3 separate regions of the Mus musculus genome follow, and regions 1 and 3 are each linked to region 2. The links are chromatin loops, found by intact Hi-C in ENCODE. Cell type or tissue: heart. All regions are shown on one strand. Each heading gives the region's core, and the rest is flanking DNA. Links, peaks and the distances in the headings are about the cores only. Region 1 holds the start of Zyg11b (zyg-ll family member B, cell cycle regulator). Region 2 holds the start of Cpt2 (carnitine palmitoyltransferase 2). Region 3 overlaps Zyg11b (zyg-ll family member B, cell cycle regulator).

Region 1 (10,951 bases), core at 661-8,660, 380 kb after region 2:
GTTAGACAGCAAAGGGCTAAAGCCTGAGCCAGGTGTAACTCAAAAAAGCCTGCCCTGAGGCAATGCATTTCCCCAGGTCAGTTAACTTCAAACACAAGAGCAGGTGAAAGACACTTCATATTCAAGCTATTATATTGTTTCTGACATATTTTAAATTATGTGTGTCCATCTGTGAATATGTGGATGTGAGTGCAGGTGCCTAGAGCAGCCAGAGGCCAGAAGAGGGCATCACATCCATTGTGAGCCATAAGATGTGGATACTGAGGACCAAACTCAAGTCCTCTGGAGCAGCATCAAAAGCACCCTGAACCGTTAAGTGATTTCTCCCCTTTAAGGAACTATTATACTTTTAGTTTTGTTTGGCCCTCCCTCTACTCCCTCCATCTCCCTGTCCCTATCTCTCCTCCTCCTCCCAATATCCCCTCTTCTTCTTTTTTTTTTTTATTTTTATTTCTAATTATGTATGTCAGTGTGAGTATGTGCATGTAAATGCTGGTGTCTGTAAAGACCAGAGGTAGTCCCTGGAGCTGCGGTTACAGAAGCTGTGAGCCACCCAATATGGGTGCTGGGCATTGAACTTGGGTCCCTCGGAAGGACATCAACTGCTCTTCAGCACTCTATTCCCTCCAGTGGTTTTTGTTTTTGAGACAGGGTCTTCCTATGTAGTTCTGACTGACCTGGCACTCGATACATAATCCAGGCTGGCCTTGAACTCCCAGAGATACTCCTGCCTCTGTCTCCTGAATGCTGGAGTGCTGGGATTAAAGAGTGCTCCATTGTGCCCATTTTTTGTTGTTGTCTTGTTTTGTTTTGTGGGAGAGGCTTTTTGTTTGTCTTTTTGTTTTGGTTGGGTTGGGTTGGGTTTCTCTGTATAGCCCTGGCTGTCCTGGAACTCACTTTGTAGACCAGGCTGGCCTCGAACTCAGAAATCCGCCTGCCTCTGCCTCCCGAGTGCTGGGATTAACTGTAACCAAAGTGCTTACACAATAATGTCTCGTTCTTAGCAGCTGGTAAAAACCAACCTCTGCATCAATGTTGTATACTCTGAAGATGAGACAGACTCTAACCAATAATAACAGCTAGAAATAAAAAAGATGGCTTCTGAGATATATATATATATATTCTGTGAGCTGCTAAGAGAGATGGGTATGACCCAGGAGTTTTTGTTATTTTGTTTTTCATCTTTTGAGAAGTAGGCAAGACCATCAGGCTTTCCTGAATTTCTTAGAAGGAAAGTCAAGTGCACATGTGGTCCCTCCTGACCACACTGGTCTCTTCACAACACAACTCTTATCATTTAATTCCTCAATTCTCTACTTGAGACAAGGATCGTCTCCAAAGCCGCTAATGACTATCACATTCCATGATTCTACCAAGTCTGTGGCACATTTTTAAGTATGCTAAAACCATTCACATTTAAAACTGCTCTACATACATAAAGATATGAGAAGGCAGGGACCACACCTGTTTTGCAGTCTACCATATTCCCCATGCAAACACAGTCAGATGGCACTCCAGAAACACTTGGATGAGTGAAAGGTCAGGGCTGCATCTCAAATCTGAAGTATCAGCATTGCAAGAGTTCTTGAGAGAAACACAACTCTCAGGTTCAACCCCAGACTTCAAAAATCAAACCCTAGAGGAGAGGTAGCCAGCCCAGCACACCCTCCCTGATTCAGTCAGCTCTGCCTTAAATATATCAAGTATTCAAAATGCACCATAACACTTGAAAAATATATATGAAGCTTTGTAACAATTATCTAACTATTTACTAAATATATTAAACTACTATGCAAGAAAAACATAAAAGTAATCTCCAGCTCAAATGGGCCAGTATTCTCCCTCTTCACCCTTCCCACATACTTACTGGTATACATATTTAACAAGCAAGAACAACTCTAGTTAGTTGAATATGAAGCTTAAAACACAATAATGCCCAATTATCTGCTATGGTCTGAATATGTTTCTTCCAAATTCATATGCTAAATACCTATTCTAGCCTGTAAGATGATGCATAAGGAGGAGGGGCCTTCAGAAAAGTGGTCAGATCAACTAGACAGAACTGTCTGAATGAGACTAGTGCTTTCATATAGAAGAAAGCCCAGGGAACAGCCTTGCTCCTCCATCACAGAAGAATCAGGGGAATCATGTCGTCTATGAACCAGGGCATGGCGGTGCATGCATGCCAGCACTCAGGAGGCTTGTGGCAGTAAGACACCCTTCCGTTTGAGACCAGCCAGTAGTACACGACAAGCTAGAGCTATGTAACAAGACTACCTTCAACAAAAAAGGGGGACTCAGGATGTCTCTGCTGACAGAGTCCTTGCCTAATATGAACAAGGGTTTGGGTTCAATATGCAGCTCTACATAAACCAGATATTGTGGCATGTATCCAAAATCTCAGCACTAGAGAGGCTGAGGCAGATGGATTGTTCACGACCGTCCTCCACTACATAGTGAGGTTTAAAAAAGGAGGGGTTGGTGAAATAATAGTACAAATGCTGTATGGCAATGTGTCACATGGCAATGTGTGCCTGGGACCCTGTTGCTGGGAGGCAGGGACAGGCAGAGTCCTGGAGCGCACTGACCAGGCCAGTCTAGTCAAATGGACAAGCTTTAGACTCAGGAAAGGATCCTGTCTCAGAAAATTACATAAATAAGGAGTTCAGCACACTTGCTGCTCTTTCAAAGAACCAAGGCTCAATACCCAATACCCAAATGATGGCTTACAACCATGCATGTAACTCCAGTTCCAAGGGACCTGACACCCTCTTCTGACCTCCGCAGGCACCAGGCACACATGTAGCACACATCATATACATAGGCAATACATAGGCAAATTACTCATATTTTTTAAAAAATCCAAAAAGCTAAAAAAAAAAAAAAAAAAAAACCAACTCTGGCCTCCACACACATACACATACACATGCATGCATGCATATACATGTGCATGAGTGTGCTCGAGCTTGCACGTGTGCACACAGACACAGACACACACACAAAGAAGAAGAAGAAGAAGAAGAAGAGGAAGAGGAAGAGGAAGAGGAGGAGGAAGAGGAGGAGGAGGAGAAAAGAAAGGAAGGAAGGCAGCCAGCCCCTTTCAAACAATAAATGTGGTGGTCCCTATCCCTGGATTTTCTATGCTCCAAAGTTCATAAAAATTTCTGTTTATTAGCTAGCCAGCTGATGGTATTTTATTATAGCAACCTAAATGGACTAAGACAGTATCTTTCTCACCACACAAGCTATTACACCTCCTATTTCTTCCATCCTTCCAGGTAGTAAACATGTCATCCTTCACTACAAATCTTTTTCCCCCAGAGAACAGTTTCTCTGTGCAGCCCTGGCTCTTCTGGAACTCTATAGACTAGGCTGACCCCAGGGATCCATCTGTCTCTGCCTCCCCAGTGCTGGGCCTAGAGGAGCACCTGACTTTCACAGCCGATCTTAAATCTCTTCCCAGTCACACTTAAAGTGAAGTTTTCTTCTTCTTTCCCAAATGAGCCACATAAATTCTATTCATCTTTTAGGCCCAGCTCAAATCACGCCTTTGACTCCCCATCCTTTGAATAACTCATTCAGTCTCCGTGGAAAGGCCTGCATTTCCAAAAGTCTAACAGCCTGGTACCTTCTCCAGCAGGATGGCTCTCTAGTCTGAAAAGAATCATCACTACATCTTATTCTACTCCTTTTTGCACCAAAAGACGCTTCAACTCACCCTGAGTAGTCTGCAAGGTGCCTCAAATTTCAGTGGAAGACTGCACTTGACAGGTGGGGAAATGAGATCATAAATCAAACCATTCAAGAGTCTACCTGACCTGGGCACTGGGAACTCAGGGAATTAAGTAAGGCCCAGTTGTTTCCAGACTCTGACTCTCCTTGGGAAGGAACAGAACAGCACACAGTAACAGTGGAACAAGTGAGAGGCAGTCACTGGGAAAAGACAATGGAGGATCAGCAGAGTCAGGGAGCGAGGGAGTGTTTCCCGGTTAAACACCAGACGGTAGGTTACCTTCCTAAAAGTCAGATGGAGGGAAATACAACCTAGGAACTTATGATTATCAACAAGTCTTTTTGACTAGAATGTATTATTTCCTCCCAGAGATCAACATTTATTTTGTATAGGATAGAACAATGCTTTCAATATATACACAGCAAAACGCGGATAACACTTAAAAATGGGACTGTAGTCACAGCCATTTTGAAGCAGAGGAAAATTTGCAAAGAAAGGGTTTCTCCAAGAAAGGACAGAAAGGACAGGACAAATACAACCTTTCGGAGGAAGGTATTCGAAAGACTGTCACAATCTGACTGCCAGGCTGATATTCAGACCTCAAATGCCCTTGGTCTCTGCCTCCTAACAAAAACAAATCATGTGCTCTGAGCAACAACTGTCAAGCCTGCAAATTACAAAAGATTTTTAATTTCCCTAACGGTAACTCCACATGAAAACACATTCAAAATAAAAATGTAACAACCCTTTTTGGCTATTTCTGTCAAAAGGCCTGATAATCACATAAGGCTACAGGATGTACTCTGTAACACACCCCACTCAGGTTTTTGCAATGACACTAAGTAGTAAAGCTTCCAGACTATTCTTCCATACCGCCAATCTCCCCTCACTTCCCCACTCCAAAACAGAACGGAGAAAGAAAGGTTACTAATCTGTATGTACCCGCCCAACAGCTCCCGGGTAGCAATTGCCTTCCAATTGCTCCTGCTTAGCCCTCTGAAACCTGCACAAGGAAATGGGGACAGATGTGTGAGCCGGCGACGGAGGACATCCGACAAGGGGCAGAGGAAATGCGGATGGTCGAGGACCAAGGGGAAGAGGGGGCGCCGGAGATAAAATGGTGAAGAGGGTCGAGGAGGGAAAGGAAGCAAAGTGTGGGAAGGAAAAGTGGGGGGTGGGGGTGACTAACGACCATAGAGGAGAAAGGTTAAAATGGTTGAGGAGAAAGGGGAGGGTTAAAGACAGGGAAGGGGGGACGAGGAGAATGCGAAGGAGGCTGTCACCGGGGGACAAAAGGGTGTCACCGGAAAGAAGGGGGATTAAGGGATGTCTCCCAAAGAGGTTTGCTCCTACTGGTGGATGGGGAACGCGAGCCGGAGGAGACAGAGGGAGGGTGCAGGAAGAAGGGTGAGACGGCTGCCCGGCGTCCTCGGGCCACCCTGCGGGGGGTGGGGGGCAGGCCGCGCTAGCTCACCATGGCTGCGTGGGCCTGGTCCTCCGGCATGCAGCCTCGGTCCTGCGTGCGGTGGCAGGCGGAGCCCGAGCCCGCCGCTAAGATCAGCCGGCTCGGGGGCTCCAGGAGGCTCGGGTCAGGCAGCGGCTCCGGGCTGGGCCCAGGCCTCGGCCTCGCTCTTCTGAACTACAGCAGCCGCTGCCGCAACCTGACCGAAACACAGACTCCGCCTCGCTCGCCGCGCCTGCTGCGCCCCGCCCCCCCGCACGAGGTCCCGCCCCTCTCCCTGAGCCTACCGCGCCCTGCCCCTTAGAAGTCCCGCCCCTCTCTCCCTTGCATGTCTCGCCCCGCCCCAAAGTGGTCCCGCCCCCTGAAGACCCCGCCCCGTCCCGGCGTAGACTCCATTCTCAAACGCCAGCCCTTAAAGGGGCCAACGCCCTCTGACGAGGCTGTAGTCTTTCCGTTTGGAAGAGCTTTAAATCTTACCTCCAGAAGACTGCAGCGCTTACCCTCATTCTTCAAAACTTAACTTCTGATTCATAGTCATTAATTTTTTTTTTTAGTCATTAATTTTTGTTGTCAACGTTCTTAGTGATTTTAGCATTCTGTTACATGATGTTGTTTTGCTGTTGTTTTCGTTTTGTTTTGTGAGAAAGAGTCCCTCCACATAGCATATGTTAGGCAAGTATTCTGCCTGCTACTGCGTCACATCCTCGGGCCCCACAATCTCAATTTTGACTATGGAGCTTTCCCTCTTTAACCTGCTTTTCTTTTTTCTTTTTAAAGATTTATTTATTATTATATCCAAGTACACTGTAGCTGTCTTCAGACAGCACAGAATAGGGCATCAGATCTCATTACAGATGGTTGTGAGCCACCATGTGGTTGCTGGGATTTGAACTCAGGAAGAGGGGTCAGTGCTCTTAACCGATGAGCCATCTCTTGGCTGCCTTCTTTTGATCTTATGTAAATGGTGTTTAGCTATGCTATATTTTTCCACCCTCTAGGTAGCTACTTCAAGTCCCTCTTCTCAGGCCTCCGATATTTCCTTCTTCATGCTCATTTAACTAATCATTTTTGCCTTCAAATCACTGACAAAGTAAATGGACAAAACAGAACATCTATATAAGTTTCCATCACTGACAGTGACTTCCAGACTACCTATAACTCCACTTGTATACTTTTTCCTTTCTGTAGCCCAGGCTAGCCTTCACTATGTAGTCCAGGTATGCTTCAACTCTCCATTTCTCTGCTGTGGTGGTTTGAATAGGTATGGCCCCCATAGACTCCTGTGTTTGAATGCCTGGCCCATGGTGGTTGGTGATACTAGGAAGAGTAGCCTTGTTAGAGGAAGTGTGTCACTGTTTCTCCAGAGCGCACACTTCTGGAGACCTAACCCCCTAGCCTCTTGCCACTGGACCATCTTCCATTTTAATCACTATCAAGTATACAGGTCAGGCAGGATTAAGTACTGGTGAAGCCATCGCCAAACAGGCACTCCAGAAGGCTGCCACTTGATTGTTTCCATCGTGTTTGTGGTAGTGGGAATTAACTACAAGGCTTTGCACATGCTGTGCAAGTGTTCTCCTCTTGGGCAACATCCTCAGTTGTTCAGACTCTGCCGCTCTTGCAAAACTGAATGTCTATCCCTATATTCTTTCTCACTGTCCCTTGGCAAGTACTGTGCTACCTTTTGTTGGAGGTTGCAGCAGTGCTGGGTATTAAGTTGATGACCTCACACACGCTATGCAAGCTCTCTACTACTGAGACACACCCAAAGCTAGCATAGTCCTGATTTTTAATCTCTGTGGATTTGATTACTCTAGTGATGGTTGTTTGGTGGGAGGCTGTGTATTGTGATGCTAAATTCTGTACTAATTCTCTCATTTACCAGCGTTTGTTGTGCAAACCTTGTTCCTTAACTTAAAGCTATTGGTTAAGTAAAAATGGTACAACCAATTACTGGAGGGATTAGAGGTAGGCAAGTTTTGAGTTACCTGGCTGATTGATGTTTGCAGAGAGAGAGAGAGAGAGAGAGAGAGAGAGAGAGAGAGAGAGAGAGAGAGAGAGAGGAGAAGAATGAGAGGGAAGAGACAGACAGAGAGAGACAGAGAGAGAGACATAGAGAGAGAGAGAGAAGGAGGAGGAGGAGGAGGAAGAAAAGGAGAAGGAAGAAGGGGGGTGCTGGAGAGATGGCTCAGTGGTTAGGAACACTGACTGTTCTTCCAGAGGCCCTGAGTTCAATTCCCAGCAACCACATGGTGGCTTACACCATCTTGTAAACTGATCAGGTGCCCTCTTCTGGTGTGTCTGAAGACAGCTACAATGTGCTTATATACATAAAATAAATATTTCTTTTATAAAAGAAGGAGGAAGAGGAAGAAGAAGCTGCCATGAAAAGAGATGGCTCATGAGCTCATGGCCAAGAGAAACAGCAAGTATTTGGGGTACACTGCTGGGGAAGCAGCCAGGCCAGCAGTTAGAAAAGTAGGAGGCATTCATTAGCAAGCTAGACAGGAATGAATTTAAATTAGTTGAACTACACTGTAGATCAGGTGTGTGTGTGTGTGTGTGTGTGTGTGTGTGTGTGTGTGTGTGTGTGTGTGTGAATGTCGGGACTGAGTCCTAGACAGGTCAGACAGACATGCTAGGCAAGTGTTCCACCACTGAGCATGTCCAGCCCACATGATGGTGTTTTGTTTTGTTGGGTCTTACTAGCTCTGGCTGACCTGGAGCCCACTATAAAGACAAAGCAAGCCTCCAACTCACAGAGATCCATCTACTTCTGCATCCAAAGTGAAATTAAAATTGTATATCACTACACTGTTTTTTCTTTATATATATGGTGTGTGCAGGTTCATATGCCCATGTGAAAGCCAGAGGTTAATATAAGGTGTCTTTCTTTATGGTGTTCCACCGTGTGTGTGTGTGTGTGTGTGTGTGTGTGTGTGTGTACAGGTACATACGTGTGTGACATGGAGAATGGAAGTCAGAGAATATCCTTTGACAGCTGGCTTCCTTCATCATGTGGAACCCAGGGATCAAACTCAGGTCAGCAGGCTGAGAAGTACGGCAAGCACCCACCACTGTACTCACCAGCCCTATCCCTCCTCTCAGCTTGGTTGGGGGTCTTGAGAAAGGGGTGTTTGGGAGCAGCAAAAGACTGACTAGAAGTGAAATCTTTGGTGCAAGCTGGCAGCCTTGTAGTCTGCTCCAGACGGCTCCCTTAAGCAGCTCTCTGTAGATAACTCCTCTGTAGTCTGCTTGAGAGAGATCTTTCCTGAAACACCTCTCTCTTGCCAGAAAAAACTCTAAAAGCTCTCTGGGTAGCTCATGGGTTTTCTGACCAAAATCAGAAAAGCTACTCTGAAAAAAGTTCTTGGGTTTTCTAGAAAAGATTCTAAAAGAGCTGTGTTAGCTCTCTAAGTAATTCTTGGGATTTCCAACCAGGGTCAGAAATCCAGTTATAAAAAATTCTATGAAAAATTCTAAAAGAGTTGTGTTCGCCCTTCATGGATTTTCTGACCCAAATCAGAAATCCTGTTTGGTTTTTTTTTTTTTTTTTTTTTGGTTTTTCGAGACAGAGTTTCTCTGTATAGCCCTGGCTGTCCTGGAACTCACTCTGTAGACCAGGCTGGCCTCGAACTCAGAGATCCACCTGCCTCTGCCTCCCGAGTGCTGGGATTAAAGGCATGCACCACCACGCCCGGCTTGTTTTTTTTTTTTTTTTTTAATCTTAAAGAGAAATATGTTCATTCTCCAGAGATTTTCAAACAGCTCAGCTCTTGATAGAAAACATTCTGAAAAAAGAACTGCTATCAATCTCTGCTACCTCCCATCATGCTGACCAAAAGTCCAGTCTTTTATTTGCATATCAATTCAGTCATTTACTCCAGGTTCCCTCTAGATTATCCCAACATGACCTTAGCCCCTTGACTCTTAAAAATACAAATGAGGGAGCTGGAGAGATGGATCAGCAGTTAAGAGCACTGACTGCTCTTCTGAACATCCTGAGTTCAAATCCCAGCAACTACATGGTGGCTCACAACCATCCATAATGAGATCTTGCTCCCTCTTCTGGTGTGTCTGAAGACAGCTACAGTGTACTTACATATAATAAATAAATCTTTAAAAAAAAAAAAACAAGACAAGACAGGACAAATGAATTCAGAGAACTGTCTTTGTAAGCACAGACAATAACCTACCTGGGTGGGATCCCATCCTGAGATTACCATTCCAACCATGCCTGAACCTAAATTCAATCTGTCACAGGCTGACCTTGAACTCAGGAATCTGCCTGCCTTTGTATCTTTCTGACAAAATGTCTCACAGTTCAGCTGCCTCTCATCCTTTAGATCTGTGAAGCTCCTTAAACAATTTATATTGCATCCTTCTCTCCCAGACTCATGTTGTCTCTGATTATCATGAAGTAGTTAACTTTGGCTGGCAGAGAGTACCCTTCCCGATAACCTTGACAGGGAGAATATTTCCCAAAGGAGAAACATGAAGTAAAACATATATCTTTTAATACAAACAAGCCTCATGCCCGGCAACTGTCAACACTTGTGAAGGCCCATGCCCTGCTGGCTCTGTTCCAGAGGCAGGAAACCATGTCACACCATCCCTTCCACATGGCCAAGCAGGACTCGGTAGGGTACTTAATAAGTTCTAGGCCATCCTAGGCTATAAAAAGCCAAGACCTTGTCTATAAATAAATAAAATGGCCAAGTATGGTGGCAAGCTCCTTTATTTCCAACATTCAGAAGGCAGAGACAGTGGGATCCTTGTGAATTCCAGGACAGCCTCATCTATACTATGAGTTCTAGACTGTCTGGGGCTACACAGTAAGATCTTGTCTGAAAGGCTGGACAGTGGTGGCACAGGTCTTTAAAGACAGAAGGAGGCAGATCTCTGAGTTCAAGGCTAGAGACTACAGAGCTAGAGACCCTGTCTTGAAAAACAAACAAACAAACAAAAAATTAAACAACAATAATCTTGTCTGAAAACAACAACAGAATTTGGAGCATGAAGCTAAAGTTGATATGTAGTCAGTGAAACAAATTAGGAAGTCCAAAAATATAACCAATGTACATGGAAATAACATGATCAAGATAGAATATCAACCAGGCATAGTAATCTCAGCACTCAGGATGCAGAGGCAGGCCGATCTCTTGAGTTTGAGGGCAACCTAGTCTACAAGGCCAGTCCAAGACAGCTGGGGATGTTATCCAGAGAAACCTTGTCTTGAAAACAAAAACAAAATAAAACAAATAAAAAGATAGAATATCGGATCAATAAAGAAAAGGAGGGGCTGGTGAGATGGCTCAGTGGGTAAGAGCACCCGACTGCTCTTCCAAAGGTCAGGAGTTCAAATCCCAGCAACCACATGGTGGCTCATAACCATCCGTAATGAGATCTGACTCTCTCTTCTGGAGTGTCTGAGGACAGCTACAGTGTACTTACATATAATAAATAAATAAATAAATCTTAAAAAAAAAGAAAAAAGAAAAAAAGAAAAGGAAAGGGTGAAATTGTATTGGGTGTCACAGTACGAAGTTAACTACCTAGAAATTTTTGATATGAATCTATACAACATACTATTCAGCAAGATAAACTAAAATGTAAAGAAAAAAATGAAATAAAAATATTGGGAGAAATGTTTCATAATTTTAACATGAAGAAAGTACTTTTTTTAAAGATTTATTTATTTATTATTTATTATATGTAAAGTACACTGTAGCTGTCTTCAGACGCACCAGAAGAGG
Region 2 (10,951 bases), core at 1,186-9,185:
CTTTCTCTACCAAATTCAGTGGCAGGAGCCAGGAAGAGGGCCCAGTGAGTAAAGGCACTTGCCTCCAAGCCTAATGACCTGAGTTTGATCTCTGGGGACCACAAGATGAGAAAGAAGCTGCAATTTGTCCTCTGGCCTCCTCTACCATACAGCACATGCATGCACTTGTGTACATACACATGTGCACACACAGACAGACACATATAAGTGGGTTTTTTTTTCCAATTTTGTGACAATTCTTACTTATTTTTCTCCTCATCAAACTGAGAGCTCATTAATGGATAATTGAAATTGTTATCATATAGAAGATACAGCTAGAAACTCTCCAATTATCCTGTGGGTTTTGACATCATCATGTGTTCCTTCCCTCCCTCCTCATCCTAAACATTCATGTATTTTCAGGACTGTATGTATAACTGCAACAGTTTATTGCTCTAATTTGGCCATTGCGACCTTTATGGTTCCTCCAAGCACAGATGGAGTGAAATCAGAATCGTTAGGTTATTGCCAACTGCAAGTTTATTCTCTTTATAGATGACATGCTGGAAAATGTCTGACAGTTGCCATCCAATAATCCTGAATTCACCTTCCAGAAGGAAGATCAGGGGCTACAAAGGGGAGGCAGACAGAGTGGGATGTGTCTAACAAGGGCAGGCTTTGAGGGGAAGGATGATAAACTGGATTTGACAGTAGTGATGGCTGCAGTGCTGTGCATGTGCTAAAAATGATACACTGGAAAACAGTGAACTCTGGGCAGCAAAAAGGCTGGATCAGTAAAGTGCTTAAGCAGGAGGGCCTGAGATTGAGGCCCTAGAACCCACTTTTTAAAAAGCAAGTATGGCAGCATATGGGTGCAATGCTAGCATGAGATGTAGCTGGAGACAGGGGGATGTTTGGGGCTATCAGACTAGTCCACCCAGACTGTCTTGTTGTAAGGACAGTTTTTGTTTTGTTTTGAATGGTTTTTCGACACAGGGTTTCTCTGTGTAACCCTGGCTGTCCTGGAACTCACTCTGTAGACCAGGCTGGCCTCAAACTCAGAAATCTGCCTGCCTCTGCCTCCCAAATGCTGGGATTAAAGGTGTGCCCCACCACTGCCTGGCCTGTAAGGACTGTTTTTAACTGTTAACTTGACACAGGCTAGAATCACCTGGGAGTAATTTCAATGGATTCGCCACCTGAGGATTTACATTTAATATGACTTACAAGATTAGGATTCTAGTTCTTGCGCCCAGCAATTGAGTTGCCACTGACTCTGAACTAAGTTTGTGTGGTGTTTTCCTTCACGAGGAGGATCAACTGGGTTTCAGGAGAAAGATACAGCAGCAAAGTGTGGGTTTGCAAGAAGTGCACCCCAAAAGGCTGTGGAAATTCTGAAGTACGGGGTTGGCATGGTATCAACCTGCCAGTGGGAACTTAGTGAGCTGGGTGGAGAGATTTCGGAGCTGACTCAGAGAGTCTCCACGAGATTAGAACAGGTCGGCCAGCCTGTGGGAGCCTACCGGTGATAGCATGGATTTGCCCTTTTATTATTTCATGCTACAGAGCTGTCTAAGTTGGGGCAGTCTGCAGCCATGCCTATGAGGAATTTTCATAGGCTAATGAGGTGGGAAGACCCACCCTGAATGTTGGCTTCCAGCCTCCTGGCCAGATCTTTGTCAACCCAGTGAAAAACCAGTAAGCCAGGACTAAGAATTTCTAGGAAATAGCAAACAATGTTCATTGTCTTTGGTCACCAAGAGATGGGTGTAAGCCATGCTTTATGTGCTGGCTGCCTCTCTGCAACCATGAAGAGAAAGCCGGCTTGAGAATGAAATCACATAAGTGAAGCGCTCAACAGGAAGGCAAGACAGCACCGGCGTGGGTTCAGGAAACCTGTGTGAGCTCATAGATGCCGTTACTTGAGCCAGTTTAACTGGACTTTCTGCAACAGGTACAAAGACTCTTATAATAACAATCTTCTTTTAATAGTGTTCCCCAACCATCCTCTCAGTAACAAGATCAAGACAGGAGAGCTCTGGTGATTCATCAGGCCTCAAAAGAGGTAGAGCCAGGGTCTGGAGAGAGAGATGCTCACAGCAACTTTGTCTTAACCTCTCGTGTTTTCCTGTCCCACCCCATCCCTACCTAACAGACATTTGCCCTAATAAAAATGAAGGGGGCCGGGCGTGGTGGCACATGCCTTTCATCCCAGCACTTGGGAGGCAGAGGCAGGTAGATCTCTGAGTTCAAGGCTAGCCTGGTCTACAAAGTGAGTTCCAGGACAGCCAGGGCTACACAGAGAAACCCTGTCTTGAAAAAACAAACAAACAAACAAACAAACAAACAAACAAAAAAGATGAAGGGGAAATGTTGGGCAGATTCATCTCCTGTGTAAGCTACTGAGTCACCTGCTCCCATACCCGGTCTGCACCCCCAAAGCAGGGACTCTGGCATTCTTCCTGCAAGAACACAGATAAAATGCCTTCTCTGTCTATAGGATCTAATTATAATTGGGGTAGTGTTCACAAGAGTCATTTAGGAATAAAGTTATTCTGGAAAACAAGAAGTCTGGCCTAGAAGACATGCCTTTGGAGCTCAGAAATTAGTTTCTACCCTAGTGCCAGCCCCCTCCTCTGAAAACAAACAAACAAACAACAAACCAATCCACACTACTACTCTATGTTCTCCATGGAACAGAGGGACTTTCCTGGTCCCTCATCCTGAAGTGAGAGTTAGATACTTTGTGTGTCAGCAATTCTGGGCTCGTAAAATATATTCTCTCTGACACTCATCGATGTCACACTTGGCAAGGAGCCCTGACCTTGAGGTCAGATGAACTTGGTTTCTGATTTATTTATTCCTAATAACTACCACTCTTGTCTCCCACATGGGTTCCCTACAGAAGGTGCCCATTGGTTTGAACACCAGCTATCACTGTAGGTGGTTAAATGAGAAGCAGCAGATAACTGGCATTTATTATCATGGTTCCACTGTAGATCTAATACAACTCCCCAGAAGGTCTCTCCCCACTAACCATTCCAGCCACAAACCAGCAAGGCCTAAATGGTGTAGCTCTGTGCTAATGTCTACCTCTCGACCTCTCTATGTACAACACTGTTTCAGCACCTTCTCCTGATGTGCAGCTCTGTTCTTCCTCCCACTTGGTAAACGTCAAATTCTAGATCAGTGTCACCTCCTCTATGGGGCTTCCCTCACCCACCGTAACATTAAGTCACTGACAGAGCACATCAGTTGCCATCTTGTTCCAGTTACCATGCTTATGAATGCCTACTGAGTATTCTGTGCCAAACCTGCACAAGGGCTTTGTATGGCGTGTTTAATTCTAATTCCTCCCTGGAACTGGAGTTACAGGCAATTGGGAGCCACTGGATGTGGTACTAGGAGCAGAACTCAAGTCCTCTGCAAGAGCAGCGATCACTCTTAACCACTGAGCCATTTCTCTATACCCCTGATATGCATCTCTCAGTATCTACAAGAACAAAACCCACAGCACCTGAAAAAGTTTAAGCAGATGATAATTCCAGGGCTCCTTCTAGACAGAGTCCAAGGCCACTGAGGCTAAAATGAAGCAGTGATAAGGAGGAACAGAGGGTGTGGCAATGGTTTCCTTATCCCAAGGGCCTCCTAATAGTCAGTCCAAAGAGCTGTGTTGCCATTCACCTCATTGAGGACTGTGGCTCTTTAACTGCAAAACTGCAGCCCTAATGGCAAATACACATCAGAAACGAAGTTCTGCCTGACCTCAAGGTTAGGGCTCCTTGCCAAGTGTGACATCGAGAGAGAGTATATTTTACTAGCTCGGAATTGCTGACACAGAAAGTCTCTCATCTAACTCCCACTTCACGATGAAGCACCAGGAACGTCGGCTGCTCCATGAGAGCATACAGTAGTAGGGTGGATTGGTTTGTTTTTTGTTTGTTGGTTTTGTTTTTGGAGGAAAGGGGCTCGTTGGCTTTTTTCCCAAGACAGGTTCTAAAATGTAGCTCTGGCTATCCTGGAACTCACAATATAGATGAGGCAGGCCTTGAACTCACAGCCAGCCTCCACCTTCTGAATGCTAAGATTAAAGGTATGCACTACTACCCTTGACTAGTGATAGTATTTATAATTCCAGGAACCTGCCACTACACCTGACAAGCAATATTATTTATACTTCCAGGATCTTACAGACGTTTGTGCTGTGGACAAGACTAAACTATGTTGAATATTCTTACAGTTTTCCAATTCTAAACTACCGACAGTCCACCTGATCTTAAACCTGGGTAAGGCACAGGCCTGCCTGAAAGTCAGTGCCCATCTGACTCAGCAAATGAAAACTCTCTTTCCCAAGCCCTCACCTTTCCCCTACATATTAATGCAGCTCACACAGGCTGTCTGGAGAAGCCAGGTCACACCCTCATCCTGCAATAGCAAAGTCCCTTTCTCTTTCCCCCTCCGTCCTGCTGAATTCAGATAACCTCACTGTAGCTGGTCTCACACATAAGCACACTGGGTTCTTGCTGAGAAGGCACGGTGGGCAGATGACACTGGGTTAAATAACTGCTGGACACGGAGGAAAACAAACCCCACAGCAGGGAACAATACCATGGTACAATGTGTGTCTTTTCCCGGATGGAGCAGGAAGGATCACTGGCAGCTGGGCCAGGACAGTGAGGGGGATTTGAAACAGGTTTGGAGCTTGGTTTGGGAAATAAACAATGAATGCAAAGACAATTTAGGTTTGGCTTAGAGTGAAGGTAATTTCTATTCTGGCAACCTAGAACAAAGCTGAGAGATCAACGAGAAAACTAGACTCCAGATTTAAGGAAGTACTGGGTATTGGGGACAGGGGGTGACGGACATGGAGGAACACTTATTAGGGCTGTTTGAATAGGTCAGGTAGTGTGGGTGAGGTGTTGGGGACCACCCGAAAGAGTGCTGAGGAAGGTTTGGTGGGTATGAAAAAGTTCTAGGTTAAGGCTGACCTTAGAAGATGGAGCAGAAGATGGAGAATGCTAAAATGAGGATAAAGATGTGCTTGCAGCAACGATGGGACACTACCAGAACAGGTACTGGAAGAGGAGTGGGCTGGGTGTTCTCAGCAACAGGTAAAGGTGAATAGGGGACACTGACCCGAGGGAGACCCATGTTAGGAACTGGCTATCCTCCCTCAATGGGGGTGCCCTATATCTTTAATCTCAGCACTCTACAGGCAGAAGCAAGAGGATCTCTAATAGGCCATCCTGGTCTACAGAGCTAGTTCTAGGGCACACAAACCCTCAAAACAAAACAAGGAATTGACCACCCTAGTAGAAAGGATTCGGGTGATTTTCAGGCATTAAGTGTGTAGGGCTCAGGATAGCTGTCTGAAAGATTAATGGAGCGGGCAGGAGTTTGTAGGATTCAAGATGAACTTGTAGACGGGAGGGTTGCGGAGGAGACTTTAAAGTTTCTGAATCTTCTGAGCCAGGGAATTTTCAAAGTCTCAGGCTTTCCAAGCTGGGGAATGTGACTGCCTCCAGGGCCGGAGGTTCAGGGCAAGTCCTAAGCACCAGGAGTCGGGTCTGGGCCGGGGCCAGGAGGCTGGGCTCACCTGGGCAGGCTGTCCTGGTAGTGCATGGTGGGTACGATGCTGTGCTGCAGATACTCGGCGGGCCCCGAGACAGCACTTAAGGGCCGACTAGGGGCTCCCAGGACAAGCGAGGGGCACCGGGGCCAGTCACGCAACAGCAGGCGCGGCATCATCGTCCCGGGCGGCAATGGCGGCTTGAGGACGCGGTGGCTGAGGGAGTTCCCGAGCAAGCAGGCCGCTGCCCTCAGGCCCGGGACACCCGTAGAGACTTAACGTCCAGTTCAACTCCGCCCACAGGGGCACTTCCGGGCACCGATAGGCGGTGGCCCCGCCCACACTTGGCCTCTCCCAGAGCCCGCCCACATCGTGGCCACGCCCAAGAGGCGGCCACGCCCACCTGGGCCGGAAGCGGTCTCTAAACTATAGTAAGCCCAGCTTCTTGCCCGAAGGTGGCAGGCATGTAACTCTGAAGCTAACCTCTTTTCCTTTCACAGAACTGGATAGAAATCAAAAGTAGAGAAAAAAGAAACGCTGAAACTTGGCATTTGGCAGACCTATCCTTGTCAAGGCTTGGTCTCTAGAGACCAAGAACATTTCAAACCTTTGTCTTCTAAGTAGAGAACAAGATCAACAAACGCCTCCACAGTTCTAGATTTACTGAACAATAGTCATACTTATTTCACCAATATAATTTGTTAGGCAGAATACTTTACTCATACTAGGTCCGTGTAGCATTCCCCAAGCCTGAAGTCTTTGAAGTGTGTGGCTTCGCGGGGCGGGGGGGGGTGGGGGTGGGGTGGGGTGGGGGGGGGATAGGGAACTTTCGGGATAGCATTTGAAATGTAAAGAAAATATCTAATAAAAATATTATTAAAAATGTATAACTGGAAATTGGGGGTGCATGCCTGTAATCTGAAGGAGAGGCAGAGGCAGAGTGTCAAGAATTCTAGCCTATATTCAGCTACATAGCGAGTTGGAAGCCATCCTGGGCTACACGGGACTGTGTCTTAATCAAAACAAGAGGAAGGAAGGAAAAAGAATGTACAGGAACCAGAAATGAGCATCCTTTTTCAGATTGAATATTTCAAAGGAAAAAAACAAAACAGGTTCCCTACCAAGAGGAAACCCTTGTCCTCTAGTTCTGGGTGTCTTTTAGCCTCAGTCCACCGTAGGAGGCTACCTGTCAGCACACATGGGTCCTGAAGTCCCAAACTTTTCAGGAATTCAAAGATTCTTGAACGTGAACATCCCCATCCATCGCTAAACCACCACAGGCAAGCAACATATACCATACCCCTCTGGTCTCTGCCTCATCTGTAGCTAAAGAAGTAATAGGTTCTGCTACCACTTATTTTACATAGTGAATTATTCTCACTTGAAGCACAACAGAATTCCATTCTGGAAACACAACCTTCCTTTAGCTCCAGCTGTCTGTCAGGACCCTGTAGATCTGAAGCAGCCAAGTACATTTTGTCTGTTCCATAAGTAGGTAGGCAGAGCCATGAGCTGGAACACATCCCAAAGGGCACTGGATTTGGAGTTCAGGGGACCTGAGTTTGTTTCTCGGGCTCTGTCCTTATTTAGATGACCAGCAGTTAAACAGGAAACTCACTTACCAGCTCCATACTGAAGAACTTTTCTTCATTGACTGAAGAGCTAAGCACAGAATTCAAAGCTAGTGGGAACCAGGGATGTAACTCAGTGGGCAGGGTGTTTGCCTAGCATGCATGAAACCCTAGGTTTGATCCCTAGTATCACATAAACCAACCAAATATGGTGGTGCATGCCTGTAATCCCAGCACTGGGAAGGTGGAGGCCTGAGAATTGATTCGATGTTGACGGGTGGGATGGCTCAGGGAGTAAGGTCCTTGGCACTGATGATGATCTGAGTTAAGTCCCTGAGACACAATGGTGGAAAAGGAGAACAGACTTGTGAAGGATGTCCTCTGACCTCCACACACAACATAATAAAATGGCAATTTTAAAACAAAATTTTAAAAATACCAAACTTCTAATTTTCCTCCCTTGAGAACAGACCTATCTGGCCCAAATTCAAAGTATCAGAATCTCTTGTCTGTACTGTAGAGTGTCATAGGAAGAATATAAAATCCTTTCTGAAAAAGTTCATTTGTCAGGCCAGGAATGCTGGCCTTTAATCCCAGCCCTTGGGAAGCAGAGGGAAACGATTCTGTGTGAGTTCGAGGCCAGCCTGGTCTACAGAGTGAGTTCCAGGATATCCAGGGCTACACAGAGAAACTGTCTCAAAAACAAAAGATCAGTTGTCTCCAAATCCTAGTAGTTTTCAAAACCTTGAAACCTGTGGGGATACTGTCGTCCCTTGAGTGGCGCACCACAAAAGTGACTGAGCCACAAAAGCCATCAAAGTGAACGTTCTTAGAAACAAGAGACTTTAACTAGAGAGGAGGAGAAAGAGTTCACACTTCAACGAAAAGATCCAGCTGGTAAAGGGAGACCGAACCCAGCATAAGTAAACAGCCAAGTAGTCAAAGAAATGAGAAAGTGGTACCTAGAATCGGCTGGGCTTGAGTCCTGAGTTGCCAAGTTCCACCAGGCTTTACCTAGAACAAACACTGCATGACAGTATGGTTGTTAAAGGAGAACCCTAAGTGCAGGGGGAACTTAACCAAGCAGGCCCACTGTCTACTGGACTCTCCCCATGTTTCCACACTCACCCATGATGACTGTACGCCTAGATGGGATTCCACTGTTGCAGATGTCCCTCAAACACTTTGGGACAGGGACGTACTAGAGGACATGGGTGTCATCCTTACAATGGGCGATCAGGCCTTCTTTGATGACATTGTGGAACATGAACAACTGGGCCTAACTGGCCTCCTAAAGGGGATCACCACCAATCCTAAGGGACACTGCCCACCCAGAGCCTCCTTCCATCATGGTATCTGACCCCATACTGCTGGCCTGGCTGTCAGATGTCAATATCTGGGTAGATCAATGGCCAATCATTGAACCAAAATTTTTCTCTCTCAAAGAACTGATTGAGGGAAAACTTAAACTTGGTCTCATAGAACCCTTGACCAGTAGACCCTCATCTTTGTCATAAAAAAAAAAGAAGTCAAGAAAATATAGACTCTTACAAGATCTGAGAGCTATCAATGAACAAATGGAAGAAATGAGGATGGTTCAGGTGGGAATGCCTCATCCTGGTGCCCTCCCACCCTTCTGTCACAGGCTAGTGATGGAGATCAAGGGCTGTCTTTTCCAAATCCCCTGGCACCTAGGACAGATGTGGCTTTGCCTTTACAGTGTGGGAACCTAATATGCAAAACCCAGCTAGGAGACACCAATGGACAGTTCTCCCACAGGGAATGAAAAATAGTCCCACCATCTGCCAGCCTTATGTGACTGAGGCACTACAGGCCTTGCAAACATCTTGCAAGATCTTGTGCCACCTGCACCCCAAAAGTTATTTTGATCGTCCACTATATGGACAATATTATGCTGGCACATCCTGATTCATCTCTTTCACAAGGAACTACCTCACAGCTCCTGAAAGACTGAGAAGAGCTTAATCTGTGGGTTGTGCCCCCTCCCCCCAAAAACTCAGTGCCCCCATATGCCTTTCTGGGATTCTCCATTTCTAAGCAGATTAGACCCCTGACTTCTCTATTTCTCAGACCTACTCCCTCGTGGGGCTTCAACAGCTGTATGGGACTATGAATTGGGTAAAGCCATTTCTCCTGACCCCCAATCAAGAGATGAGAAGTCTCTTCTCACTATTGGAAGGTCCTGAAAGCCCCTCAGCTAAGATCATCCCTACCCAGGATGCTAAGAGACTCCTGCAGAAGGTAATAACCTGCTTGTCTTGCCTTAAGAGACATAACCCTTTGAGGCCTTTGCTGGCAATAACTATGTGGACCATGGAGGGTCTCCTAGGGGCCCTGTGGCAAAATAGCCTCCTCATGTAGTTGCACCAAGATCACTCAGAAATACATAAGATCACCTCCAAATATGAAATCGCCTTTACTTGCTCTTAAGGTGAGGGGCTTGGTGAGAATTTATAATAAGGAACCTGATAAGACAATACAGTCCCTTTTCTCTTAAGCACTCAGTCTTTTTTTTTTAAGATTTATTTTATTTATTATATGTGAGTACACTGTAGCTGTCTTCAGACACCAGAAGAGAGTATCAGGTCTTGTTCTAGACGGTTGTGAGCTACCATGTGGTTGCTGGGAATTGAACTCAGGACCTCCGGAAGAGCCGTCAGTGCTCATAACCGCTGAGCCATCGCTCCAGCCACACTCTCAGTCTTTATGAGCAGATTCCCTTAGTTGTCACGAAATGATGGCAGGCTTCCAGGACACTCTCGATAACCACCCACCCCAGATAACCATCTGATGGCCCTTCCCCATTTACCTATTGAAATTAAGCCCTACAGCCTATCCAGTTCTAGCCTGATCCCTAAGGCACTGTGGCCTTCTCAAATGCCAACAAACAAAGACACGGATTTTACTACAGAGACCAGGCTTTAAGGCTATACTCACATCCTTCCAAACCCTGGATCAGTCCAATGAGGGGAGTTGTTAGGGCTCCTGAGGATCTCTGAACTCTGTCAGGCTGATCCTGTTAATATATTTTCTGACAGCCAATATGCAGTACAGGTTGTTCGAACGCTATCATTCTTCTACATAAAAGATCAGAATCACCCCATACATGTCCCTATGAATCCCTTAAGGAGCCCTTGAGCATAGGGCACCATGGTTCATTTCTCACATCAGATCCCACTCCAGGCTGCCAGGAATCTTGGCTAAGGGCAGGGATATGACTGACTTAATGATAATGACTGTTGACCAGGGGCTCTTGGAACAGGTGAGAGCACTGCATCAACAATTTCACCTTTCCCCACAAAACTTACACAAGCTCTTGCCAGATTATCCATGAAACAACAAAAACATCTTGCAAGATCTTGTGCCACCTGCACCCCATTTGCACCATTGGAGTCCCTCAATTGGGGAGATGTCAAGCCAAGAGAATTACTCTCCAATGCTATGTGGCAGATGGGTGACTTACTATACCTATTGGTAATCTTAGATATGTACATGTTATTGTAGATACTTGCTCTTTCTTTGTATATGCTGTGGCCTTGGTGGGAGAAACAGCCTCCCATGCCATCAAAGCTATGAAATCTGCTATGTTAGATTATGGGTATGCCTTGGACTTTGAAGACAGATAATGACCCCGCCTATGTCTCTCAACAATTCAATGAGTTTGCTGCCTCATAGGAGACTAACCATACTTTTGGGATTCCCTGTAACCCTCAAGGCCAGGGGATAGTAGAAAGGTCCACTCGGACTCTAAAGGACTTGCTGACTCAATTTACCTTCCCAGAGTCCAAATGTGACCTCACCTAGCCCAGGC
Region 3 (10,951 bases), core at 2,248-10,247, 370 kb after region 2:
AGATTCTGGTCTGTGGTGTTCTTCCTGGCCGGGCGTGAGAACGCGTCTAATAACAATTGGTGCCGAATTCCGGGACGAGAAAAAACTCGGGACTGGCGCAAGGAAGATCCCTCATTCCAGAACCAGAACTGCGGGTCGCGGTAATAAAGGTTCCCGTAAAGCAGACTGTTAAGAAGGATTCAACTGTATGAATTCAGAACTTTTCAGCTGGGGAACGAGAGTACCAGTGAGTACAGCTTTACGAGGTAAGTCTGGTCTTGAACTTTCTAAGGAAATTCAAGACAGTCTATCAGAAGTAAAGTGGAATATGTTTGGCCTTGAATTTTTTCTGGTGTTAGGAGCCCTTTTGTTCCTTTTCACATGTTATCAAGTGATTAAGATAGGGCTGAAAATTCTAGAGGAAATTCAGGACAAGCTATCAGAAGTAAAGTGGGGAGAGAGAGTAGGAACAAAGAGGAAATATGGTACACAAAATAAGTATACAGGCCTTTCCAAGGGTCTTGAACCCGAGGAAAAGTTAAGGTTAGGTAGGAATACCTGGAGAGAGATTAGAAGAAAAAGAGGAAAAAGGGAAAAGAAGAAAGATCAATTAGCGGAGGTCTCTAGGAAAAGGAGCCTGTGCTCATCGCTGGATGGGCTCGGGGAGCCAGCTCTTGGTAGCTCTGAATCAGATGATGAATTCTCCTCTGAAGAAACAGACTGGGAGGAAGAAGCAGCTCATTATGAGAAAAAAGGGTACCAGCCAGGTAAAGTGCTAGCTAATCAGTTAAGGAAGCCAAAAGCGGCTGGCGAAGGCCAGTTTGCTGATTGGCCTCAGGGCAGTCGGCTTCAAGGTCCGCCCTATGCGGAGTCCCCGCCCTGCGTAGTGCGTCAGCCCTGCGCAGAGAGGCAATGCGCAGAGAGGCAGTGCGCAGACTCATTCATTCCCAGAGAGGAACAAAGGAAAATACAACAGGCATTTCCGGTCTTTGAAGGAGCCGAGGGTGGGCGTGTCCACGCTCCGGTAGAATACTTACAAATTAAAGAGCTTGCCGAGTCGGTCCGTAAATACGGAACCAATGCTAATTTTACCTTGGTGCAGTTAGACAGGCTCGCCGGCATGGCACTAACTCCTGCTGACTGGCAAACGGTTGTAAAAGCCGCTCTCCCTAGTATGGGCAAATATATGGAATGGAGAGCTCTTTGGCATGAAACTGCACAAGCGCAGGCCCGAGCAAACGCAGCTGCTTTGACTCCAGAGCAGAGAGATTGGACTTTTGACTTGTTAACGGGTCAGGGAGCTTATTCTGCTGATCAAACAAACTACCATTGGGGAGCTTATGCCCAGATTTCTTCCACGGCTATTAGGGCCTGGAAGGCGCTCTCCCGAGCAGGTGAAACCACTGGTCAATTAACAAAAGTTGTCCAGGGACCTCAGGAATCCTTCTCAGATTTTGTGGCCAGAATGACAGAGGCAGCAGAGCGTATTTTTGGAGATTCAGAGCAAGCCGCGCCTCTGGTAGAACAGCTAATCTATGAGCAAGCCACAAAGGAGTGCCGAGCGGCCATAGCCCCAAGAAAGAACAAAGGCTTACAAGACTGGCTCAGGGTCTGTCGAGAGCTTGGGGGACCTCTCACCAATGCAGGCTTAGCGGCCGCCATCCTTCAATCTCAGAACCGCTCCATGGGCAGAAATGATCAGAGGACATGTTTTAATTGCGGAAAGCCTGGGCATTTTAAGAAAGATTGCAGAGCTCCAGATAAACAGGGAGGGACTCTCACTCTTTGCTCTAAGTGTGGCAAGGGTTATCATAGAGCTGACCAGTGTCGCTCTGTGAGGGATATAAAGGGCAGAATTCTTCCCCCACCTGATAGTCAATCAACTGATGTGCCAAAAAACGGGTCATCGGGCCCTCGGTCCCAGGGCCCTCAAAGATATGGGAACCGGTTTGTCAGGACCCAGGAAGCAGTCAGAGAGGCGACCCAGGAAGACCCACAAGGGTGGACCTGCGTGCCGCCTCCGACTTCCTATTAATGCCTCAAATGAGTATTCAGCCGGTGCCAGTGGAGCCTATACCATCCTTGCCCCCGGGAACCATGGGCCTTATTCTCGGCCGGGGTTCACTCACCTTGCAGGGCTTAGTAGTCCACCCTGGAGTTATGGATTGTCAACATTCCCCTGAAATACAGGTCCTGTGCTCAAGCCCTAAAGGCGTTTTTTCTATTAGTAAAGGAGATAGGATAGCTCAGCTGCTGCTCCTCCCTGATAATACCAGGGAAAAATCTGCAGGACCTGAGATAAAGAAAATGGGCTCCTCAGGAAATGATTCTGCCTATTTGGTTGTATCTTTGAATAATAGACCTAAGCTCTGCCTTAAGATCAACGGAAAAGAGTTTGAAGGCATCCTTGATACCGGAGCAGATAAAAGTATAATTTCTACACATTGGTGGCCCAAAGCATGGCCCACCACAGAGTCATCTCATTCATTACAGGGCCTAGGTTATCAATCATGTCCCACTATAAGCTCCATTGCCTTGACGTGGGAATCCTCTGAAGGACAGCAAGGGAAATTCATACCTTATGTGCTCCCACTCCCGGTTAACCTCTGGGGAAGGGATATTATGCAGCATTTGGGCCTTATTTTGTCCAATGAAAACGCCCCATCGGGAGGGTATTCAACTAAAGCAAAAAATATCATGGCAAAGATGGGTTATAAAGAAGGAAAAGGGTTAGGACATCAAGAACAGGGAAGGATAGAGCCCATCTCACCTAATGGAAACCAAGACAGACAGGGTCTGGGTTTTCCTTAGCGGCCATTGGGGCAGCACGACCCATACCATGGAAAACAGGGGACCCAGTGTGGGTTCCTCAATGGCACCTATCCTCTGAAAAACTAGAAGCTGTGATTCAACTGGTAGAGGAACAATTAAAACTAGGCCATATTGAACCCTCTACCTCACCTTGGAATACTCCAATTTTTGTAATTAAGAAAAAGTCAGGAAAGTGGAGACTGCTCCATGACCTCAGAGCCATTAATGAGCAAATGAACTTATTTGGCCCAGTACAGAGGGGTCTCCCTGTACTTTCCGCCTTACCACGTGGCTGGAATTTAATTATTATAGATATTAAAGATTGTTTCTTTTCTATACCTTTGTGTCCAAGGGATAGGCCCAGATTTGCCTTTACCATCCCCTCTATTAATCACATGGAACCTGATAAGAGGTATCAATGGAAGGTCTTACCACAGGGAATGTCCAATAGTCCTACAATGTGCCAACTTTATGTGCAAGAAGCTCTTTTGCCAGTGAGGGAACAATTCCCCTCTTTAATTTTGCTCCTTTACATGGATGACATCCTCCTGTGCCATAAAGACCTTACCATGCTACAAAAGGCATATCCTTTTCTACTTAAAACTTTAAGTCAGTGGGGTTTACAGATAGCCACAGAAAAGGTCCAAATTTCTGATACAGGACAATTCTTGGGCTCTGTGGTGTCCCCAGATAAGATTGTGCCCCAAAAGGTAGAGATAAGAAGAGATCACCTCCATACCTTAAATGATTTTCAAAAGCTGTTGGGAGATATTAATTGGCTCAGACCTTTTTTAAAGATTCCTTCCGCTGAGTTAAGGCCTTTGTTTGGTATTTTAGAAGGAGATCCTCATATCTCCTCCCCTAGGACTCTTACTCTAGCTGCTAACCAGGCCTTACAAAAAGTGGAAAAAGCCTTACAGAATGCACAATTACAACGTATTGAGGATTCGCAGCCTTTCAGTTTGTGTGTCTTTAAGACAGCACAATTGCCAACTGCAGTTTTGTGGCAGAATGGGCCATTGTTGTGGATCCATCCAAACGTATCCCCAGCTAAAATAATAGATTGGTATCCTGATGCAATTGCACAGCTTGCCCTTAAAGGTCTAAAAGCAGCAATCACCCACTTTGGGCGAAGTCCATATCTTTTAATTGTACCTTATACCGCTGCACAGGTTCAAACCTTGGCAGCCACATCTAATGATTGGGCAGTTTTAGTTACCTCCTTTTCAGGAAAAATAGATAACCATTATCCAAAACATCCAATCTTACAGTTTGCCCAAAATCAATCTGTTGTGTTTCCACAAATAACAGTAAGAAACCCACTTAAAAATGGGATTGTGGTATATACTGATGGATCAAAAACTGGCATAGGTGCCTATGTGGCTAATGGTAAAGTGGTATCCAAACAATATAATGAAAATTCACCTCAAGTGGTAGAATGTTTAGTGGTTTTAGAAGTTTTAAAAACCTTTTTAGAACCCCTTAATATTGTGTCAGATTCCTGTTATGTGGTTAATGCAGTAAATCTTTTAGAAGTGGCTGGAGTGATTAAGCCTTCCAGTAGAGTTGCCAATATTTTTCAGCAAATACAATTAGTTTTGTTATCTAGAAGATTTCCTGTTTATATTACTCATGTTAGAGCCCATTCAGGCCTACCTGGCCCCATGGCTCTGGGAAATGATTTGGCAGATAAGGCCACTAAAGTGGTGGCTGCTGCCCTATCATCCCCGGTAGAGGCTGCAAGAAATTTTCATAACAATTTTCATGTGACGGCTGAAACATTACGCAGTCGTTTCTCCTTGACAAGAAAAGAAGCCCGTGACATTGTTACTCAATGTCAAAGCTGCTGTGAGTTCTTGCCAGTTCCTCATGTGGGAATTAACCCACGCGGTATTCGACCTCTACAGGTCTGGCAAATGGATGTTACACATGTTTCTTCCTTTGGAAAACTTCAATATCTCCATGTGTCCATTGACACATGTTCTGGCATCATGTTTGCTTCTCCGTTAACCGGAGAAAAAGCCTCACATGTGATTCAACATTGTCTTGAGGCATGGAGTGCTTGGGGGAAACCCAGACTCCTTAAGACTGATAATGGACCAGCTTATACGTCTCAAAAATTCCAGCAGTTCTGCCGTCAGATGGACGTGACCCACCTGACTGGACTTCCATACAACCCTCAAGGACAGGGTATTGTTGAGCGTGCGCATCGCACCCTCAAAACCTATCTTATAAAACAGAAGAGGGGAATTGAAGAGATTTTACCCCAAGCACCAAGAGTGTCTGTGTCTTTGGCACTCTTTACACTCAATTTTTTAAATATTGATGCTCATGGCCATACTGCGGCTGAACGTCATTGTTCAGAGCCAGATAGGCCCAATGAGATGGTTAAATGGAAAAATGTCCTTGATAATAAATGGTATGGCCCGGATCCTATTTTGATAAGATCCAGGGGAGCTATCTGTGTTTTCCCACAGAATGAAGACAACCCATTTTGGATACCAGAAAGACTCACCCGAAAAATCCAGACTGACCAAGGGAATACTGATGTCCCTCGTCTTGGTGATGTCCAGGGCGTCAATAATAAAAAGAGAGCAGCGTTGGGGGATAATGTCGACATTTCCACTCCCAATGACGGTGATGTATAATGCTCAAGTATTCTCCTGCTTTTTTACCACTAACTAGGAACTGGGTTTAGCCTTGATTCAGACAGCCTTGGCTCTGTCTGGACAGGTCCAGACGACTGACACCATTAACACTTTGTCAGCCTCAGTGACTACAGTCATAGATAAACAGGCCTCAGCTAATGTCAAGATACAGAGAGGTCTCATGCTGGTTAATCAACTCATAGATCTTGTCTAGGAACAACTAGATGTATTATGGCAAATAGCTCAGCTGGGGTGTAAACAAAAGTTTCCGGGATTGTGTGTTACTTCCATTCAGTATGTTAAATTTACTAGGGCAGCTAATTTGTCAAAAAGTCTTTTTCAGTATATGTTACAGAATTGGATGGCTGAATTTGAACAGATCCTTCGGGAATTGAGACTTCAGGTCAACTCCACGCGCTTGGACCTGTCCCTGACCAAAGGATTACCCAATTGGATCTCCTCAGCATTTTCTTTCTTTAAAGAATGGGTGGGATTGATATTATTTGGAGATACACTTTGCTGTGGATTAGTGTTGCTTCTTTGATTGGTCTGTAAGCTTAAGGCCTAAACTAGGAGAGACAAGGTGGTTATTGCCCAGGCGCTTGCAGCTCTAGAACATGGTGCTCCCCCTGATATATGGTTATCTATGCTTAGGCAATAGGTCGCTGGCCACTCAGCTCTTACATCTCATGAGGCTAGTCTCATTGCACGGGATAGAGTGAGTGTGCTTCAGCAGCCCGAGAGAGTTGCACGGCTAAGCACTGCAGTAGAAAGGCTCTGCGGCATATATGAGCCTATTCTAGGGAGACATGTCATCTTTCAAGAAGGTTGAGTGTCCAAGTGTCCTTCTCTCCAGGCAAAACGACACGGGAGCAGGTCAGGGTTGCTCTGGGTAAAAGCCTGTGAGCCTAAGAGCTAATCCTGTACATGGCTCCTTTACCTACACACTGGGGATTTGACCTCTATCTCCACTCTCATTAATATGGGTGGCCTATTTGCTCTTATTAAAAGGAAAGGGGGAGATGTTGGGAGCCGCGCCCACATTCGCCGTTACAAGATGGCGCTGACAGCTGTGTTCTAAGTGGTAAACAAATAATCTGCGCATGTGCCGAGGGTGGTTCTCCACTCCATGTGCTCTGCCTTCCCCGTGACGTCAACTCGGCCGATGGGCTGCAGCCAATCAGGGAGTGACACGTCCTAGGCGAAGGATAATTCTCCTTAATAGGGACGGGGTTTCGTTTTCTCTCTCTCTTGCTTCTTACACTCTTGCTCCTGAAGATGTAAGCAATAAAGTTTTGCCGCAGAAGATTCTGGTCTGTGGTGTTCTTCCTGGCCGGGCGTGAGAACGCGTCTAATAACATAAACCTTTAAAAAAAAGGCCCAAGGCTGACTATCAGGATCTTCCTCAAACAGTCTCCACCTTATTCTTTGAAGCAGGGTCTCCCTGTCAAGCCTAGAGCTCACCGATGAGACTAGTCTGGTTAGGCAGACGGCTGCGGGACCTTCGGCCCTCTATCTTTTGAAGCTGGGATTACAGGTGAGCCATTGAAGCCCAGCCCTTATGTGGGTTCTAGGAATCCAAATTGGTCCTCTTGCTTATATGCTAAGTGTTCTAATGACTGCTTTCCCCAACCTTTCTCTCTTTCTACATTTTCAGTTACTGTAGGATAATTTTTATAGGCCTTACAGTCTTCATCACAATTAGTATAAAAGCTTCAGTGGCACCACAGCTGGTCAATGAAACGTGTGTGTGTGTGTGTGTGTGTGTGCGTGCGTGCGTGCGTGCGTGCGTGCGTGTGTGTGTGTGTGTGTGTGTGTGTGTGTGTGTGTGTCTGGACAGAGGCTGCCATCTTGTGTCTTCCTTGATTCCCCTTCATCTTAGGTTTGAGACACTAAGCCTAAAAAATATCAATTTGCAGGTCAGGTGATAGTGGCACACACCTTTAATCCCAGCATGTGGGAAACAGGCAGGTGGATCTCTAAGTTCAAAGCCAGCCTGGTCTAAAGAAAGAGTTCCAGGATAGTCAGGGCTGCTACCCAGAGAAACTCTACCTTGAAAAACAAAAACACAACAAAACAGCCATCAACTTGCTAGACTGGCTGGCCAATACACTCCAAGGGACCTACCCATCTCCTCCAGGGTTACAGTACCAGGGTAAGCCCAAAGCACTGTGCCCAGCTATTGACATGAGTGTGAAGTACCTGAACTCAAGCCCCCATGCTTACACAGCAGACCCTTTACCCACTGAGCCATCTTCCCAGTTCCCAAAGAAATCTTTAAATGCTAAAAGCATATATATTCTCCTTCAAAGTGCTTCATGAAAGGTATTTATCAGCATACATCAGAGCCATAAAATTGTTGTACCTATCCTTTGGAAACAATATGTTGTTTTTAAAGTTAGGGTCTCACTATGCATCACCGGCTATCCTGGATCTCTCTATTGTAGACCAAGAACCTCAAACTCATTAACATCTGCCTGCCTTTGAATCCCTGGCACTGAGATTAATTAAAGGTGTGTGCTATCACACATACCAAAACCTTTGGGTTTTGTTGTTTTGGGGCAGGTATGCACCGTCACATCTAGTTTATTAAGTGCTAGGAAATCTAACTCAAAACTTCCTACAAGCACTCTACTAACTAGCCCACATCAGCCTGTTATTATTGTTGCATATTCTGCTTGGTGTATGGAGTGGGGGATGCATGTACCATACTGCCTGTGCAGAAGTCACAGGACAACTTTAGAGTCAGTCTCAGCTTTACAGGGGTTCCTGGGATCAAACACAGATTGCCAAGCTTGCACGGCAGCGCCTTTACCAGCTAAGTCATCTTAGCAGACAGTGTTGGTATTAGAAAAGGCTCTTACTATGTAGCCCTGCCTTGCCTGGAACTCTCCATGTGAGTCCCAGGGACTAGACTGAGGCCATCGGGCTCAGTGGCAAGTACCCTTACTTAACGAATCCCCTCACTGTCCCTCCTTCTTGGAAATCTTTTTTCCTTTCCTTAAATTCTTATTCAATTATACCCCATTTTTTTTAAAATCTCACTTTAAAAACTCCTCCACTTTATTTAAGAAAAAAAGAAAAGCGGAGTCTCCCCCTGAATCTGGAGCCCACCCATTCAGACAGATGCCCTTGCCAGAAAGGCCTGGTGCTCCTCCCACCTCTGTTTCCCAGGACCAGGAGAGCAGGGGCTAGCCATGGCATCCAGCTTTTCAGATGAAGAAAAGAAAAGAAGAAAAAAAGAAAGAAAGAAAAAGCAGAAAGAGGGGCTGGAGAGACGGCTCAGCAGTTAAGAGCACTGACTTCCAGGTCCTGAGTTCAATTCTCAGCAACTACACGGTGGTTCACAACCATCTGTAATGGGATCCGATACCCTCATCTGGTGTGTCTGAAGATAGATACAGTGTACTCATATAAATAAAATAAATTTTAAAAAAAGAAAGAAAAAGAAAAAGGAAGAATATTGGGTCCCGGGTGACAGCCCAGTGGTTACGGGTACTTGCTGTTTTCTAAAGACCTGAGTTTCATTCTTAGTACCTATACTGAGCAGCTTACAACCACCTGTAACTGTAGCTCCATGGGATCTGCACACCCTTCTGACCTCCTCAGCACCTATCCACACCCTGCTACTTACTCTATTCCAAATAAATAAAAGCTAAACAAATAAATGATTTAAAGGAACACTGTTGCCGGGTGTGGTGGCACACGCCTTTAATCCCAGCACTCGGGAGGCAGAGGCAGGCGGATTTCTGAGTTCGAGGCCAGCCTGGTCTACAAAGTGAGTTCCTCGGACAGCCAGGGCTACACAGAGAAACCCTGTCTCAAAAAAGTAAAAAACACTGTTAAGCTGGGTGGTGGACAGCATCGTTCATCTTAGTACTTGGGAGTCAGAGGCAGGTACAGCTTTGTGTTCCAGGACAGCCAGGGCTAAGAGAACATCGTTAAAGTTATCCTTCGCTTCCCTATATGTAAGTGTGATTTGTCTGTATATTTTTACAGGATGACTAATACTTCATATAATCTATACTCAGCTAATATAGGACAATAAAGATGTTATCAGCAATCCATGAAACAGGAACATGGCTCAGAGGTAGAACACCTGCCTTGGAAAAAAGTTGAGTTTAATATTCAATGCTACAAAACATTTTTTTAATTTTTATTTTGAGACAGGTAGTGTAGCTCTGGCTGGCCTAGAACTCAATATGTTGATCAGGCTTTTCTCAAATTCACAGAAATTCCTGCCTGCCCCTACCTCCAAGAGAGCTGTGTGCCCAGCTACCAAAACAAAACAAGTTTTAAAAAGCAACAAAAATGTAATAAAGTTAGAAAACGGTAATGCTTTAGTGCATGACTTTTGCAAGAACTCTAGTGAATATATGACTTTAGGAAATGTATCATTAGTTGTTTTGTGGTCCTGGGGAAGCTGACACCAGGCCTTGCACATGCTGACCAAGCACTCTAAGACTGAGCGACATTCCAGACTTTGAGTTTTTTGAGACATGGGTAGTCCAGGCTGACCTGAAACTTGAGGTCCTCTTGTATCTTCCAAACATTGGAATTAAAGGTGTACTATGCTTACTAATTTAATAAATCCCTAAAGGCAGTTTATAAGAAACTGAGAACTGGTAAGCAAAATTCCAACAATAGTATCAGCCATCTGCCCTGCCAATGGCACAGTGAGGTCACTACAGAAAATACACTTAGCCAAAAAGTGGAATGCTAGATCCTTGCAATTTATTTTTCTTACATGGTTTCCTCCAATTTAAATCACTAAGTAAAGGCATTTGCTGAAAGATTTACAACCTTTGTCCCTAAGGACCTGAGTTTGGGTCCTGAGCTCAATCCCTGAGCCCCACTGGTGGGAGGAAAGGACTACTGTAAGTTGTCATTTGATCTCCAGACACACAGTCAACACATGAATAAACAATATCCTTTAAAAATAAGTAATTTCAAATAAACCACTATTATAACATGGTGAGAGTCAGAGTTTATACACTTATCTCAACTGAACAACAGCTGTCACCATTCCGGACCGTTTCATAATTCATCTCAAATGTAACACTATATATCCACAGTCTTTCCACCTGGGTACGGTGGCCTGCACCTGCAGTCCTATCACTTAGAGAGGGAGGCAGTGGATCACTTGGGTCTACCATTTCTAGTCCAGCCTGGACAACATAGCAAGAGCCCATCTCAAAAAGGCTGCAAACAACAACAAGCTTTTCAAGATAGCAGGGGTCTTTAACATGACTCAAGGGCTCCTCAGGCTGATCACAGGTATGTTTGTTTTGCACATCCTCATGCCAAACTCGGTTTCTGGAATACAGCCTACCTAGCCTACTCGCTACCTTTAGTGACTTTTGCTGGGATTTTGTTTTGCCTTTTGAGAGAGGATCTCCTGTAGCATAGCCTGACCTTAAAAAATGACCACGGATGACTTTGAACTCCTAATCCTCCACTGTCATCTGAGACTAAGGCAAGTACCAGTGCCCAGTTCCTCCCCTTATTAGTCT

Evidence for each region. Hi-C counts contacts between places; a loop is a spot of excess contacts. Peaks named below come from ENCODE experiments on the same cell type or tissue, not always from the same donor. Only the 100,000 strongest peaks of a DNase experiment are listed, where the experiment ranks them.
Region 1: a loop joins it to region 2, with 2.6 times the contacts of the local background. A loop is called at or near these places in 3 of 42 quality-filtered maps.
Region 3: it touches region 2 in a loop (2.2-fold over the local background); 3 of 42 quality-filtered maps call a loop at or near these places.

The regions. Positions count from the first base shown.
Region 1 is chr4:108,295,684-108,306,634 of GRCm38, forward strand. It overlaps Zyg11b (zyg-ll family member B, cell cycle regulator), which reads right to left and starts at 5,407. Exons shown (of 14, transcript NM_001033634.3): 1 at 5,208-5,407. The coding sequence starts at 5,237. In heart, for the core only: a CTCF peak has its summit at 5,287; a DNase peak (open chromatin) is centred at 5,418; H3K4me3 peaks cover 2,211 bases; H3K27ac peaks cover 1,662 bases.
Region 2 is chr4:107,917,740-107,928,690 of GRCm38, forward strand. Cpt2 (carnitine palmitoyltransferase 2) reads right to left here and starts at 5,850. Exons shown (of 5, transcript NM_009949.2): 1 at 5,576-5,850. The coding sequence starts at 5,727. In heart, for the core only: a CTCF peak has its summit at 6,007 (motif pointing right); DNase peaks (open chromatin) are centred at 4,422 and 5,862; H3K4me3 peaks cover 2,055 bases; H3K27ac peaks cover 1,662 bases.
Region 3 is chr4:108,284,356-108,295,306 of GRCm38, forward strand. The region is part of intron 1 of Zyg11b (zyg-ll family member B, cell cycle regulator); the gene reads right to left. Among named protein-coding and RNA genes, the nearest start is that of Zyg11b, 11 kb to the right of the region's middle. In heart, for the core only: a CTCF peak has its summit at 6,970; no DNase peak of the experiment used is centred there.